Linked DNA regions of Homo sapiens: region 1 is linked to region 2. Evidence: chromatin contacts called from ENCODE Hi-C or POLR2A ChIA-PET data. All regions are on one chromosome and are shown on one strand. The core of a region is the stretch at or near the end of the contact, and the rest is flanking DNA. Distances in the headings are between cores, read along the strand shown. Region 1 has its middle 240 kb from the start of EPCART. Region 2 holds the start of EPCART (ERG-positive prostate cancer associated androgen responsive transcript).

What was found. A loop is a pair of places that touch in the nucleus more often than their neighbours do. ChIA-PET counts read pairs that join two places held with the same protein, here RNA polymerase II (POLR2A). Pooled maps may share reads with other maps.
Region 1: a loop to region 2 is called in a pooled map, with 3 times the contacts of the local background. The contact joins the enhancer-like site here to the promoter of EPCART in region 2. A Hi-C loop is called at or near these places in 1 of 168 maps with a recorded cell type or tissue (PC-3), 1 of 37 single-sample maps with no recorded cell type and 2 of 50 pooled maps. POLR2A ChIA-PET finds 5 or more read pairs at or near these places in 1 of 52 experiments (K562).

What each region holds. Positions count from the first base shown.
Region 1 is chr2:180,356,755-180,363,692 of GRCh38, reverse strand. No RefSeq gene overlaps it. Among named protein-coding and RNA genes, the nearest start is that of EPCART, 240 kb to the right of the region's middle. Within about 2 kb of position 3,737, at least 4 of the 41 ENCODE cell types and tissues checked have a DNase peak (open chromatin) inside an H3K27ac peak, as active enhancers do.
Region 2 is chr2:180,120,160-180,127,225 of GRCh38, reverse strand. EPCART (ERG-positive prostate cancer associated androgen responsive transcript) reads left to right here and starts at 2,032. Exons shown (of 4, transcript XR_923634.3): 1 at 2,032-2,546; 2 at 3,798-3,893.

The DNA.
Region 1 (6,938 bases), core at 2,488-4,987, 230 kb before region 2:
ATGCCATTATTTGACTCGAAAATTCAAAACTCATGAATAACAAGACAAATTACAGTCCTGAAGTGATCTTTTATAATCTTAAGCAGCTTTTCGACATCCCTCTTCACTTAAATTATGTACTATTTTCTAGAAGCACATAATGGAGTTTTATATTAAAATTAATGAATATTTTAAAAGATCAGATTTTATTTGTGTGTCTAACACAGCACTAAAGAATAAACAATCTATTCATACTACATGCCAAAATTCATACATTTGCCACAGCTTAAATATTATTAGTTTCACCATAATATTATATTAAAATATAAGTACATTATTACATTTCAGGCTTATATTTTCTATTATTTATTAATGTCCCTTAAGAGCTTCATACTTAATTCCATTAACATACTCAAAATAGAAAATTCTATTTTCATCTCACTTGCTACATGAACCAAAGCTGGACCTATTTATTTGGAAATCACACACCTACCCTGAAGTTGTAGAAAGATAGTTCTTAGGAAAATCACAGATTAACTACCTTAATCTTAAGAAAATAGAAAAAAGTCCAATTTGGGTCACTGGCCTGTCTTTTCAGTGCCAAATTGACAGGCTATTCTATAAGGTCGTACTTGAATAGTTAACCTAGTCAAATTTTCTCCTTTTATTTTCACAGTCCAGTAGTCTCACCATTAATTTCTCCTGCAAGTTAACCTGTTGACATTTCTCCAAATGATCCTATGCTAAAATTAGCCATTTTTATAGTTGTTTTTTTATTTAAATATCTGTTAAAAGGTTTTGAAAAGTAAAATTCACACATCATAAAAGTACACCTGAATAACATTCTTTTGGTTTCAGAAATGCATTCAAGGAAACAGAAAATGCACCAAAATTTCTAAAAAGCATTTAAAAAGAAAGGAATGGAGAACCCTGACATCTTCAAAAGTAAAAACTAAAATATAAGAATAATTCAAAGAAAATATAGCATAAGCTTCAAAGACACTGTAATCAGCAACAAGAAGCAGTTAAGTTGTGTATTAGTCAATTTATATAAAGAAAGATGCAACAAATATCTAAAGTGTCTCAAGATATAAAATAGTTATTGTTGGCAGTTTGATGAGATTCAAACTCTGCAGAGAGGAATTGCAAAACCAATTTGTTATATCAAGGTAAACCTGAAATAAGTGCTCAAATTTGCCCAGACCACTAGGAACAAAAATCAGATCCTTTTTCCCTTTTGTGCACTCAGAGGATGGGCACTGTACCTCATTTCTTTGAGTTTCTCTACATATAGTTAATACACACAGAGACATTCCTGCACAAAAGGTGACAAACTCACATTATGGCTACCTTCTATTCATCTATGCCATAACCTCATGCCCATATGAGATGAAGACACTGTCATCTAAGACAGATAGTAGAGGAATTCCATTTAGACAACATAAGAAGGTATCATGAAGATACTAGTGGTTTTTCCCTCCAGTAATTTTGTTTCTCTGCTGAAAAGTGTTGAGAAAAAAATATATATTTAGGGATCATTGAGAAAATTTGGATTGGCCCAGATACTAAATGACATTGTGAAAGTATTATTAATTTCTTAGGTATTATAAAATACTTCAATTATGTATGATAATGTCCTTAGACTTAGCAAATCTATGCTGAAGTAAAGAGGGCTAAGTTCTAGGGAAAAATAGGAGCAAGAAAAAAAAAAGTTAAGGCAAATGTAACAAAATGTTAGCTTCTGTGAAAGTTTGACAATTTTCAAAATAGAAATTTCAAGAAAAAATAATATTGCATAGTAGAAAAAAATGTGACAGACTTTGTGGATCTGATTTTTTTGTTTTATTAAATTTTTACTATTACTTTTAATTGACACATAATAATTTTACATATTTATGGGATACAGTGTAATATTTCAGTACATGTATACAGTGTGCAATGATCAAATCCAGGTAATTAGCATATCCATCACCTCAAACATTTATTATTTCTTTTTGTTGAGTATATTCAAAATCTCTTCTAGCTATTTGAAAAGACACAATAAATTATTGTTAACCATAGTCACCCTACAGTGCTATAGAACACTGGAACTCATTTCTTCTCTTCAGCTATACTTTTGTATCCATTAACCACCTTCTCTTTATCGCCCACTACACCTTTTTCAGCCTATAGTAACCACTATTCTACTTTCTACTTCCATTAGAACAAAGTTTCAGATTTCACATATGAGTGTGAACATACAATATTTAACTTTCCGTGCCTGTCTTATTTCACTTAACACAATGTCCTCCAGGATCATCAATCTTGCTGTGAATGACAGAATTTTATACTTTTTTATGGCTGAATAGTATTCTATTGTGTATGGTAAATTTATATTTATAAATGAGCTCCTAATTATTTATTTTTAGAGAGTATATGAGGTACACTCATCCTAAAGCATGATTTATGGCATATATCTTTCTACTGACCACTTTAGTTTTCAATCCAATATATGCCATTTCTGGTACATACCTTTCAAACACCACTTTAGTCATTTGGTGGCATGTGTGGGGAGAACTGACTAGAAACAGCTCTGTAATCAGTGGAGTAAAATTGCAAGACCAGTTTGTTATATCAAGGTAAACCTGAAATGTCACAGAGCCACCTGAAATGTCACAGAGGTGCCAAAGGTCTAGGAGGCTCAGAAAAATGTTGCATTGTGGATTAGAGGATGAATAATTAAAGTTTTAGAAAGACCCTAAATAAGTAATAGACTGCATATCTATCTTGCTAAACAGGATGGGGCAGAAAGGAGCCAAGTCAGAGGGATATTGCTCATTTATGAATACTAATTGCCATTTTATTTTTCTCCAAGATGGTGGATTGGAGGCAGTGTTAGCATGTCTCTCCCATTTGGAAAGACAAAGTAGTGTGTAGAGATTCACACTGTGAACTTTTCTCAAAGAACCAACACAGGAACTTAACAGGAAATCTGAAAGAATCCGTAAACCCTCTGAAGGAAGCAACAGGCTGTAGCCTATTCCACGAGCCAGGTGGAAAACTCTAACTTCCCAGAGTGTGAGATGAAGAGAGACTGCCTCCAGAATATACACTCCCACCAGGGAACCTGGAAGTCCAGGTCATGGGGGAAGACCTCAACATTACCAAGTAATGGAACCGATTTAGGGAGCAGTGATAAATATAAAAGTAGGAGCAGCATGAGGAAGAGCCTTGTTTGTATTCTCAGTCTCCAGTGTGGACCAAGGGAAGCCACTCCTTATTCTACCTCACAGGGGACCTCGTAGAAGTCTGCCAGCTAACTCAGGCAGTGGTTGCAGGTTGACAGAAACTCACAGCTGAACTTCTCAACATAACCTTAAGTGGGGATGAACTCCCTTGGCCAGAGCTGGAGGGCAGGTGAGAAGTGCACTGCAGTCACAAACACAGGATCTGGGCATCCTGACTTTGCAGGCAAACTGGGAGGGGCATGGCATGAAAGCCATAGTTGCTATTGCCATGGGAAGGCTTATGGCCTGGGGCAGTTTTGAGTTCTGAGAGCTCAAACTGGAACTTAGCTTGCTGCTGCTAGAAACCTGTGGGTGTAAGATCTGCCTTGCCAAGTGTGTGGTATCTGGGTGGAGCTTAGTGCCACCTGCTTCTCTCCATTTCCTGTGTGAAGTGTTCTGTGCAGCAGAGGCAGCTATACTTGTCCCTGGAACATTACCCCAGTAGCCAGAGAACTGCCCTCTGACCCCCACAGGGCTCCTGCCTGCCCCACTCAGAAAGTCCAAGTGCAGACCTGCCTGACACAGCCCCCACTCAGCCGCCACCTGCTGTGGCAGCTTAACACAAAGGACAGAAACTTTCAGGAGCTTTATGACCCTACCCCTTGCCTGAGAAACCAGAGTACCTCCCTTAGGTAACATTGGCAAGCACAAATCCCACTGCTATTATAGAAGTTGGCACTCTTTTGCAAGTGCCACCTCCTGGCTTCAGGCCAACCAGCACAGTCCATTACAGCACCTCCTGGTGGAATAACACTGCACCAAATGAGAAAACTTGTGTGTGGCTTCACTTATAACCATTGCCTGCAGCAGCATGGCCTGAGGTCCTGAGTCTATCCACATGATCAGTTCATTAATACTACAATTGGCATTTGAGAAAGCAAACAGAATAAGGATATCTATAACCAAGAAATCTCATAGATTCCATGTCACTCGCTTGCCACTCCCATCACAAATGGTGCTGGTACTTGCTGCTGGGAGACTTGAGGACAGGTAATATCATTGCATCCCTTGTAGACATTTTCCAGCACCTGCCTAAAGTGTGGCAGCCCCACTGGGTGGCTAGACCCAGAGGAGCAATAGCATTCACAGTAGTCTGGTGTTCAAGGACTCCTACTCCTAGGGTAAGGAAGAGTGTATCACATCAAGGGAACACCCCATGGATCAAAAGATTCTGGACAATGGGCCTTGACTCCCAGACCTTTCTGCTGGTGAAAAGTTTCATTCAGCAGGGGGACACTTGAAGTGCTGGGCTCAGCAGGGAAAGTCTGAAGCTGTACCCCAATAATCAGGCAACTCTGGTGCTTGTGAAGGGACTTGGAGAAGGGGACTTCTTTTCCCACTCATCCACCGCTGCAGACACAGCTGAAGCTTCTTCCACAGGAGTTTGGCATGGGTATACCTATAAATAGACTTCGTGGAAAACTTCAGGGTGACTGCATCCCCACAGAAGGAGCATCCTTCAGGTTCAGGCTGGCATGAGACATAAAGTCACAATTCCTCTTTACTTGGAACATTAACATTCCTGCAGATAAAAAGAGGTGCCTGTCTAATCTGAATAGCTAGAACACTGAGTTAAAAGTGTGTCTGGGAGGTGGATAGCTTTCATGCTGGCCTCGCAGGGGAGTGAAGGTAGCTCCCACACTTCCTCCTGATAAGACCTCAGTGCATTTCACTGAAAGGTCCCCCAGCCACCTCTGTCAAGGCTAGGACTTCTGCCCTCCATTGGGTATGGCATTTACCCACCTGCTTTAGCCACAACTGGTTTCTACCCATGGACACCCCCTCTACTGGCCTGAAGCCTGAACTATTCAACCAGTAAATAAAATACTGGGGAAAAAAATACATAAATAAAAAAGTACACACCACAAGGGAATTAGATAAGCTTCAAGAGATCACTGCCATTCCAACCCCATAGGAAACAGTGAACTTGCTCACACACCGTACACATTGGGACTACAATGAGCATCTGAGAATGCCATCATACAAAGACTCTCTATAATAATTACCAGAAAAATAATTCTGGTAATATGACAAAACAAGGTTCTATAACACACCCAAAAGATCACACTAGCTATCCAGCAATGGACCCAAACCAAGACCAAATCTTTGAAATAGCAGATAAAGAATTCAAAAGATTGATTATTAAACTACTCAAGGAAATATCACAGAGAGGTGAAAATCAACATAAAGAAATTTAAAAAACAATTCAGGATACGAATGAAACTTTTCTAAAGAGGTAGATGTCTTAAAGAAAAACAAATCAGAACTTCTGAAAATGAAGGCTCACTTATGGTACATTTCCACCCATTCATAAAATGCAGTGGAAAGTTTTAATAACAGACTAGAACAAGTAGAAGGAAGAATTCCAGTGCTCAAAGACAAGGCTTTCAAATTAACTCAACCAGACATAAGTAAAGTAAAAAGAATCAAAAGAAATTAACAAAATCTCCAAGGAATATGGGATTATGCAAAATGGCCAAACCTAAGAATAATTGATGTTCCTGAGGGAGAAGAGAAAGCAAAAAGATTGTAAACTTATATGAGGGAATAATTGAGGAAAACTTCCCTGGCTTTAGTGGAGACTTAGATATTCAAATACAAGAAGCTCAAAGAATCTCTCCTGGAAGATTCATCACAAAAAGGACTTAACTAAGACATATGGTCATCAGGCTATCTAATGTTAACATGAAGAAAAGAATTCTAAGAGCAATGAGATAAAAGCATCAGATAATCTCTAAAGGAAAACTTATCAGACTAACAGCAGACTTCTCAGCAGAAACCTTACAAGCCAGAGGGAATTCAGATCCTATCTTTAGCCTCCCTAAACAGAATAACCGCCAAGAATTTTGTGTTCAACAAAACAAAGTTTCATAAATGAAGAAGAAATAAAGACATCTTCACACAAACAAATGCTGAGGGAATTTGTCATTATCAGACCAGCTCTACAAGAAATACTAAAAGGCATTCTAAATCTTGAAGCAAAAGCTCTATATGAACCAAAAATAGAACCTCTAGAAAGCATAAAACTCACAGGACCTATAAAACAATAACACAATGAAGAAAACAAAGGATATAGGTAATAATAAACATAATGAATGAAACAATACCTCACAACTCAATATTAACAATGAATGTAAGTGGCCTGAATGCTCTACTTAAAAGATATAGATTGGTAAAATTGGTAAAAAAATATTACAAACCAAATATCTGCTGTCTTCAAGAGGCTCACCTAACACATAAGGATTTATTTAAACTCAAGGTAAAGAGGTGGAAAAAGATATCCCGTACAAATGGAAACAAAAAGTGATCAGAAGTAGCTATTTTCATATCAGATATAGCAGACATTAGAGCAACAACAGTTAAAAAAAAAGACAAAGAAGGTCATTATACAATTATAAAAGGATCAATCCAAAAAGAAAATATGACAATTGTAAATTTATATATACCTAACACTGGAGCTCCCAAATTTATAAAACAATTACTACTAGACCTGAGAAATGAGAGACAGCAACACAATAGTAAGGGAGACTTCAATACTCCACTGAGAACACTAAACAAATCATTGAGACAGAAGGTCAACAAAGAAAGAATGGACATAAACTACACTCTAGAACAAATGGATCTAACAAATATTTACAGAACATTCTACCCAAGAATCACAGAATATACATTCTGCTAATCAGCATATGGAAC
Region 2 (7,066 bases), core at 783-3,282:
TTTTTCCTTGGGCTCCCTTTTCCCAAAGCTCCCAATTTTCTCACCTAGTCTTTATTCACAGACAATGACTTAATCAACTTTTGTGGGATTAAGGACCTAACAAATTATTTCTTTTAGTACCATTTACATTTCCTAAGTGGTACACCTAGAGAAGGATTAATAAGGTATCACCGAAAGCTTCTGGAGATGGTTTCTAGATGCCCCTTGGTGCAAAGAATTAAGCCTATACTTCTATACTAAGTTGAAGTATATTTCATACTTCACATGTCACAATTATATTTCCCTCCAGCTTTCATTCTACCTATTATTAAGAATTTTACATGGAAACATATAGGATTTTCCAGGATAAAGAAAATCTTTTACAAAGAGTTTCATGAAACTCACTTTGTTCCATACAAAAGGAGTTTTGGTTATAGACCAATATCCAACTCTAGTGAGTAGTTCTACAGTTTTTCAAGCAATTATGATAGAATGTTTTCATTCTCTCTAGTCAGTGTGAGCTCCTAAGATTAAATTCACAGCTTTTCATCAAGGCTGATGTAACTTTCTTACTATCATATCCTTTAAAATAAGGACTGTAGCCTGAGGGTACCTAAGAACATGTGGCAGAAGGCAAAAACAGAAGGTTTTTACAGTTTAGAATATTTTAAACTCAGAATATTGACTATATATTTTTGGTCAGAATTTTTCTTTTAAGTAGCAGTAATATGCCCATTTTGTAGCCACAGTTTTAAATTTTCAGTCTTCACCCCTCCAAAACAAAACAAAACACAAAACAGAACAACAAGTGAGAAGGAGGAGGGGGAAAGAGAGAAGGAGGTGGTGTGGGGTGGAGAGGAGATGATGCCCCCTTCTGTCATACAACAAAATCCATTTCGAATATCGAAACTTGCCAAGATCAAAACTGGCCAAAACAACAAACTCCACTGTTGAAATTGACAGTACGGTATAAGACAATAACCCAGGTTTCTCAATTGAAATAACTTTGCCACAAATTTCATCTCAACGTCTTTAATATCATGGTTCCCAGCCCTTCATGCTCATTAGTATCCCCTGGGAAGATTTAAAGCTGTACTGATGCCCTAAAACCATTCTCCTGATTCTGATGTGGTTGGTCTAGGGTGCAGCCTGGGCATCAGGAGATTTAAAAGCTCCCAGGGAATTGTATGTGCAGGTACTCAGTGTTTATCAAAAGACAGAAGACACAGCTATTCCAGACACCTGTTTGAACTGATTGATGGCAACCCAGCTTCATTAGATGTCTACCTAGTGTTGAATCTTTGTAGCATCCCCCACATTTGTTCCGTGAAACAGGGACAATAGGAGATCACAGTCTTACATAGCTCTCTGACCCATTAATCAACGGGTTGTTCCTCTCTGGTTCTCTCTGTGGGTTCTGACTCATGCTGCAGTAGAGAAAAAAGACAAACAGCCTAGCCAATAAACGACCGCTGCTACGCGATCTCCTTTGACTACAGTAAAGGGCCAGAAACTGCCTTTGGGAGTGCAGAGACAGTGTAGGAACGATGCTGCCATCTGGCTGCCTTCCTGGGCATCTCTTTAAAAAAAAAAAAAAAAAAAAAGTGAGTTACTAATCATACTCTCCTACATTTACACATTAGATACAGGCTTCACTATTCCTTTGCAGTGAGGACTCCTCAGTGACAGGCAGAACCCAAAGGGAGAGCAAAGCAGCCCAAGGGGAGCAGAGCAACCCAAAGGGAAAGCAGAGTAGGCCAAGTAGAACAAATGCTCGCCTTAAACTTTTTTTTCCTTTTTGAGACAGGGTCTCACTCTGTTGCCTAGGGTGGAATGCAGTGGCGCCATCTTGGCTCACTGCAGCCTCAACCTCCCGGGCCCAACGGATTCTCCTACCTCAGCCTTCTGAGTAGCTTGGGACAGCCGTGCACCACCACGCCCAGCTAATTTTTTGTTTGTTTGTTTTTGTACAGACAGGGTTTCAGCATGCTGCCCAGGCTGGTCTTGAACTCCTGGGCTCAAGTGATCCACCTGACTCAGCCTCCCAAAGTGCTGGGATTAAAGGGGTGAGCCACTGTACCTGGCAACACCTTTAAAAATTTCTTCACCCACCTATCCACCTTTAAAGTTGTTCTTTGAGGGCTTTCAGGAATGAGGTTAATCCAAATAGGATAAGGCAGTTTTGTTCCCAGGAAGTATTTAACACACTGGTTCTCAACTTTCCTACACATTAGAATCACCTCGGGGAGGTTTGTGAAAATGCAGATTGCTGGTCTCCACTCCCATCCAATTCAGTAGGTCCGAGCTGAAGTCTGAGAATTTGCAATTGTAACAACCTCCCAGATGACACTGCTGGTCTGGGAAATCACACTTTGAAAACCACTGAACAAATTGTCAAAAAATAATTGCTGACAGTCAGTAATGTAATAAATCCATTAGCCCCCTCCAGCCAAGGAGGGAAGACTGGGTAAAGAAGCCATAGACGGTGGCAGTGACCGGGGTCAAAAGATGTTGCCACTATGGGGTTGTTCCTAGGTATCTATGGAGTAGCATACCAAAAAGGCCAGGTAAGAAGAAGTGGTATGGATGAGGATTAGACGAAAAATGCCTCTTCATTGTTTTGCCTGGGCTCCTCAGAGACTTGTGGGAAATATTGCATCGTCTCTTAACTAAATATTAAATCATCCCTGTGCATCTAATTTAGTGGGGGGCAGACCTGTTTCACAAGCCAAAATAACAGGCTGCAATAACTGAGGATTTTATATATACCCTGACCAAAGAAGTTTGCATTCTCATAGCACCATCTAGTGGAAATTTGGGGATTTTTGTTTTACATCGAACAGCCTAAAATGGAGATAGTTTATGTTATTATGACAGGGAGAGAAGACTGCACGATTTGCTAATTGAGGTGCAATACAGACAAGTAAACAAAAACAGGAAAAATGTGGCTTATGTGAAAGACATTTTTTAACCATATACAACATGTTCTATAAAAACAGAGCAAAGCCGTTAGCTGAGGAACTTGTGTGCACAAAGAAATATGTACAAATAGCTTTTCCAGAACAGTCTAGTAAAAATATGTAGTAAAAGTGGGAAGATTATGTTATATAGAAATATATGTTTATGTGCTGTGTTTATATGCCACAGCCTCAAACCTTCTTATAACTTATTAACAATTATATGAAAATATAGGAACAAAGCTCATGTTCTGTATGAATACAACAGGATTCAAATAACCACATACATTACAAAGAGTTGAATAAATTGAATTCTCTATTTTCTACTGTATAGTCAAGGAAGAGACAGAGTAAGGAGGAAAACAGTTGTCAAATCTGCTGGTGGTTCTGAGAAGGGATCAGAGAGGTAAAAATGCAAGGTGTTAAAAATCTGTTTTACTGGCCCACAAAATGTTGTTTGCAAAACTCTGTTCTAGATGAGCTGATAGTTTAAGGGTAACTGTTTCACTAAATGGTTTGAACTCAATGGATATTAATCAGAAGCAATTTTCTTTTTCTAATCATATGATTGGTCAACTTCTGCTTTCTTGCCCCTGAATGATATCTCAGGCAGATTCCATTGATAATTGATCATTGTCATAGTTCATATAAATCATGTAATTTTACCTAGCTCAGCTTGTAAAACAGGCGCCCCAAAGGGGTCTGGCCTGCCCCTCCTCCCGACTCCAAAACCATGAAGCCAATCTGGTTGCACAAAACCTCTTCTTTCTCCACATCAAGATCTAGCTTCTTTAATGACTTGAGGTGGGATCAGAGGAGAAGAAACAAAATAGTCTCTTCACCCAATTCTTTTTGTTGCAGAATTTTCTGTTGGGTATTGCTGCTCATCTAGAAAACACCAGCTACCAATAGATGTCCTCTCTGTGCCGAAATACTGCTTACCTCAGGGGATATTGGGTAAGTTCAGAAGGCCCTGAAGAGTCTCCCTGACATGGTAAATCCAACTCTAGCCAGTCTTTCCTACCCCTTTACAGCTTCCCCCATTAACCTCTTCCCACTGGAGTATCTACAGCCTGTAAATAGGACTCAGGTGGAAGTACTGCTAAGATGACTCAGGTTCAGCTACTTTTCCCCATATCCACGCAGCCTTTGGGAGATTTGTACATTCTTGTCACTCCAAAGCCAGAATCTTCTCTGTTCCATGGCAACCACCTTCTTTGTTTCTCTCCACAGGCTGCTTCTCCCTGACTCAGCGTCTGATTAAGGAAATAGCCAGTTGGGAAATAAGATACTGATTCCCTTCTTTTAGTGCCACCCACAATCTCATAAGGGAGGAGTATGAGGCTTCTCACCCCATAAGCACTTCATGTGGAGGACTTTGGGCTCCTTTCTCCTCCCAATTGTCCCTCTATAGCTTCCCTTCTGCTAGCCCAAATCTGCCTAGTTGTATTAATCATGATCCAAGAGAGAAAAAAGAAACCTTGGATTGATGGCAGCAGAAAGCCACTGCCACCTTCACCTGGAGGGACCCACAGGTCCAGGGTCCAGGGCCCAGGGCTACTTGGTGGAAGCTAGGCCACAGGTAGGCCTGAGTGGTGGGGATGGGAACTGGGGCTGCAGAGAGGATGGAGTTACCATCATCTGAGGCATAGTGAGAGTGGTAGAAATACCCTTCCTTTTGTGTGCTCTGCTGTCCCAATAATGTCTCCACACTTGGCCCAGAGCAACAGGAAGCCAACTGACTTGGACAACCTGAAATACTAAAATATACCTAAAATACACCCTGCCACATATCACGTGGGGGGCGGGGCGGGGCAAACTCTTCAGGTGTATTTTAGGTTGTATTTAGGTGAAATAATTTAAGTTGTGTAATTTCACCCAAATACAACCTAAAATACACCTGAAGAGTTCAGCTCCCCTGTGATACATGGCAGGGCAGAAGTTTGAGGAAGGGATTGAGACTCAACAGGCCTAGTATGGCACTCCAGTCTTTGAGAGTGGAAAAACTGGATTGGCCAATTCATACTCAAAACTCTTCTCTCTTGTACCCAGATCACCAATTTCCTTGAATCTTTATCTAAGCTTTGGAGTGAAATGAAAGGTCCCTAAAATCACATAACACTTGTTTACTTTCATCTTTGTGTTCTTGTCACTATTTTCAGGTCAAGAGAAAAAGCTTCTCTCAAGATCTTATCATGTGAGGTTAAATGCAGGGTCTCCCAATGTGCTGTTCAATTGTGGTATAAAAATAACAAGCAATTGCCTTGATACTACACTGCTTGGTCCCAAACTGTATGTCAAATATTTTTATAAATATTATTAATTTTACCCAGTCCATTATTTCCTATGCCAAGTGAGATTTCAAGATATCCAGGAATTTAAATTTACATTTAAGAAAGTATATATAATGCTATGGAGAACCTCTGAATATATTATATTTCAGTACCTTCACAACTAAGATTTTATTAAATTGTGATTCTACTTATATCAAAAATCCCTGTACTAATAAATCTTCATTGAATTTTATATGTGCTCAGCACTATGCTTTGAGAGAGAGATAAGTATCTTAGGCTGGGTTCCCCAGAGGCAGACTCTGAGATGAAGATTCATGAGCAAGTGATTAAGAAGGTGCTCTCAAGAGAAATAAGTAAGGGAGTAGGGAAAGCAGAATAGGAAGGCAAAACCAAGCAATAGTGTGTTTCTGACCAAGTCCCATAGAGGATAGCCTCAGCCTGGTCCTAAAGGGAACTCCAAGTATCCTGTAGGAAATTTGTCCCAACTGGAAGCAAAGGAACTGGGCTCTCATGCTCCAAAACACATTATTCATTAGATAAGGAGCCTGGGTTCTTATCTAATGAATATGTTAATTTCATTTGCTTGGTTGGGCCAGCAAAGAATGTTCACAGGTGCTGGCCATTGGAAGAAAAACCATGCCAAGGCTGCAGGAGGGGCAAAGCAGATGTGCAAAGAGATTGTGATATTGTTATATAATAAGGAAAATATATATTTGGTCTTTGTCCCCAGTTCCTGGCATAGAGTTTCTAAAACTCTTGGAATTTCCTGAGTGATAGGTGTGACAGAAGAGTCCTTTATTATTCATAATAAGCCTCTTTCTATCACACCTGAGTTTATGCTAACAAGGCAACTCTTGATAGGTCCCTAGATAGCTTCTGCATGGAAGCTGACAGTGAGGAACCTCTCATGTGATATTGGCCCCACCCCCTGACCTCTGGGAGGGGATTAGGGGCTGGAGACTCAGTGATGTCTATGTAATACAACAATGCAAGCTCCATAAAAACACTGAACATGGGGTTCAGAGAGCTTCTAGGTTGGTGAAGACATCAAGGTGCTGGAGGATGGCATGCCCAGAGAGGACGTGGAAGTGCTGCACCCCTCCCTTCCCATACCTTGCCCAGTGCACCTTTTCCATTTGGCTGTTCATCTGTATCCTTTATAATATACCTTATAATACAGCAGTAAGAGTAAGAAAAGAGCTTCTCTGAGTTCTGTGGGCCATTTTAGCAAATATATTGACCCTGAAAAGGGGTCATGACAACACCTGACTTATAGCTGGTCATCAGAAGTATGGTAGGCCCTGGACTTGCAACTGGCATCTGAAGTGGGGGTTGTGGGAATCAGCTCTTCAACTGTGGGGTCTGCACTAATTCTGGGTAGTTAATGTCAGAATCAGGTTAAACTGTAGGACAACCAGTTGGTGTGCAGAGAGTTGGAAACTTGATGTTGGGGGAAAGAGTCCCACACATTTGGTGTCAGAAGTTGTTAGTAAAAACTAGATCATAGTATTAGTAGAGTAATAAGGAAATCTGGGTGGAGCAACAACAGTCTCTACTTCAATCAGCATAAAACTTGTCTTCTTTCCATTGGTATATTGCCATCTAGGTGACTACTGAAAAGAACTGGATACCAATATTCGACCAAGTATATAACTAAGTGCAAAGTTATGGCACAGCTGAAGCACACTATCACAGAAAAAAAAAGCAGTGGTGACCAAACTTTGCTGCCCATTGAAATCATCTGAGAATCTTTAAAATATACTGATGCCTAGATTCCACTGCTCAGCACTCTGACCTATTTCAAGTGGAGTGCAACATGGGCAAATTTTGTAAAGC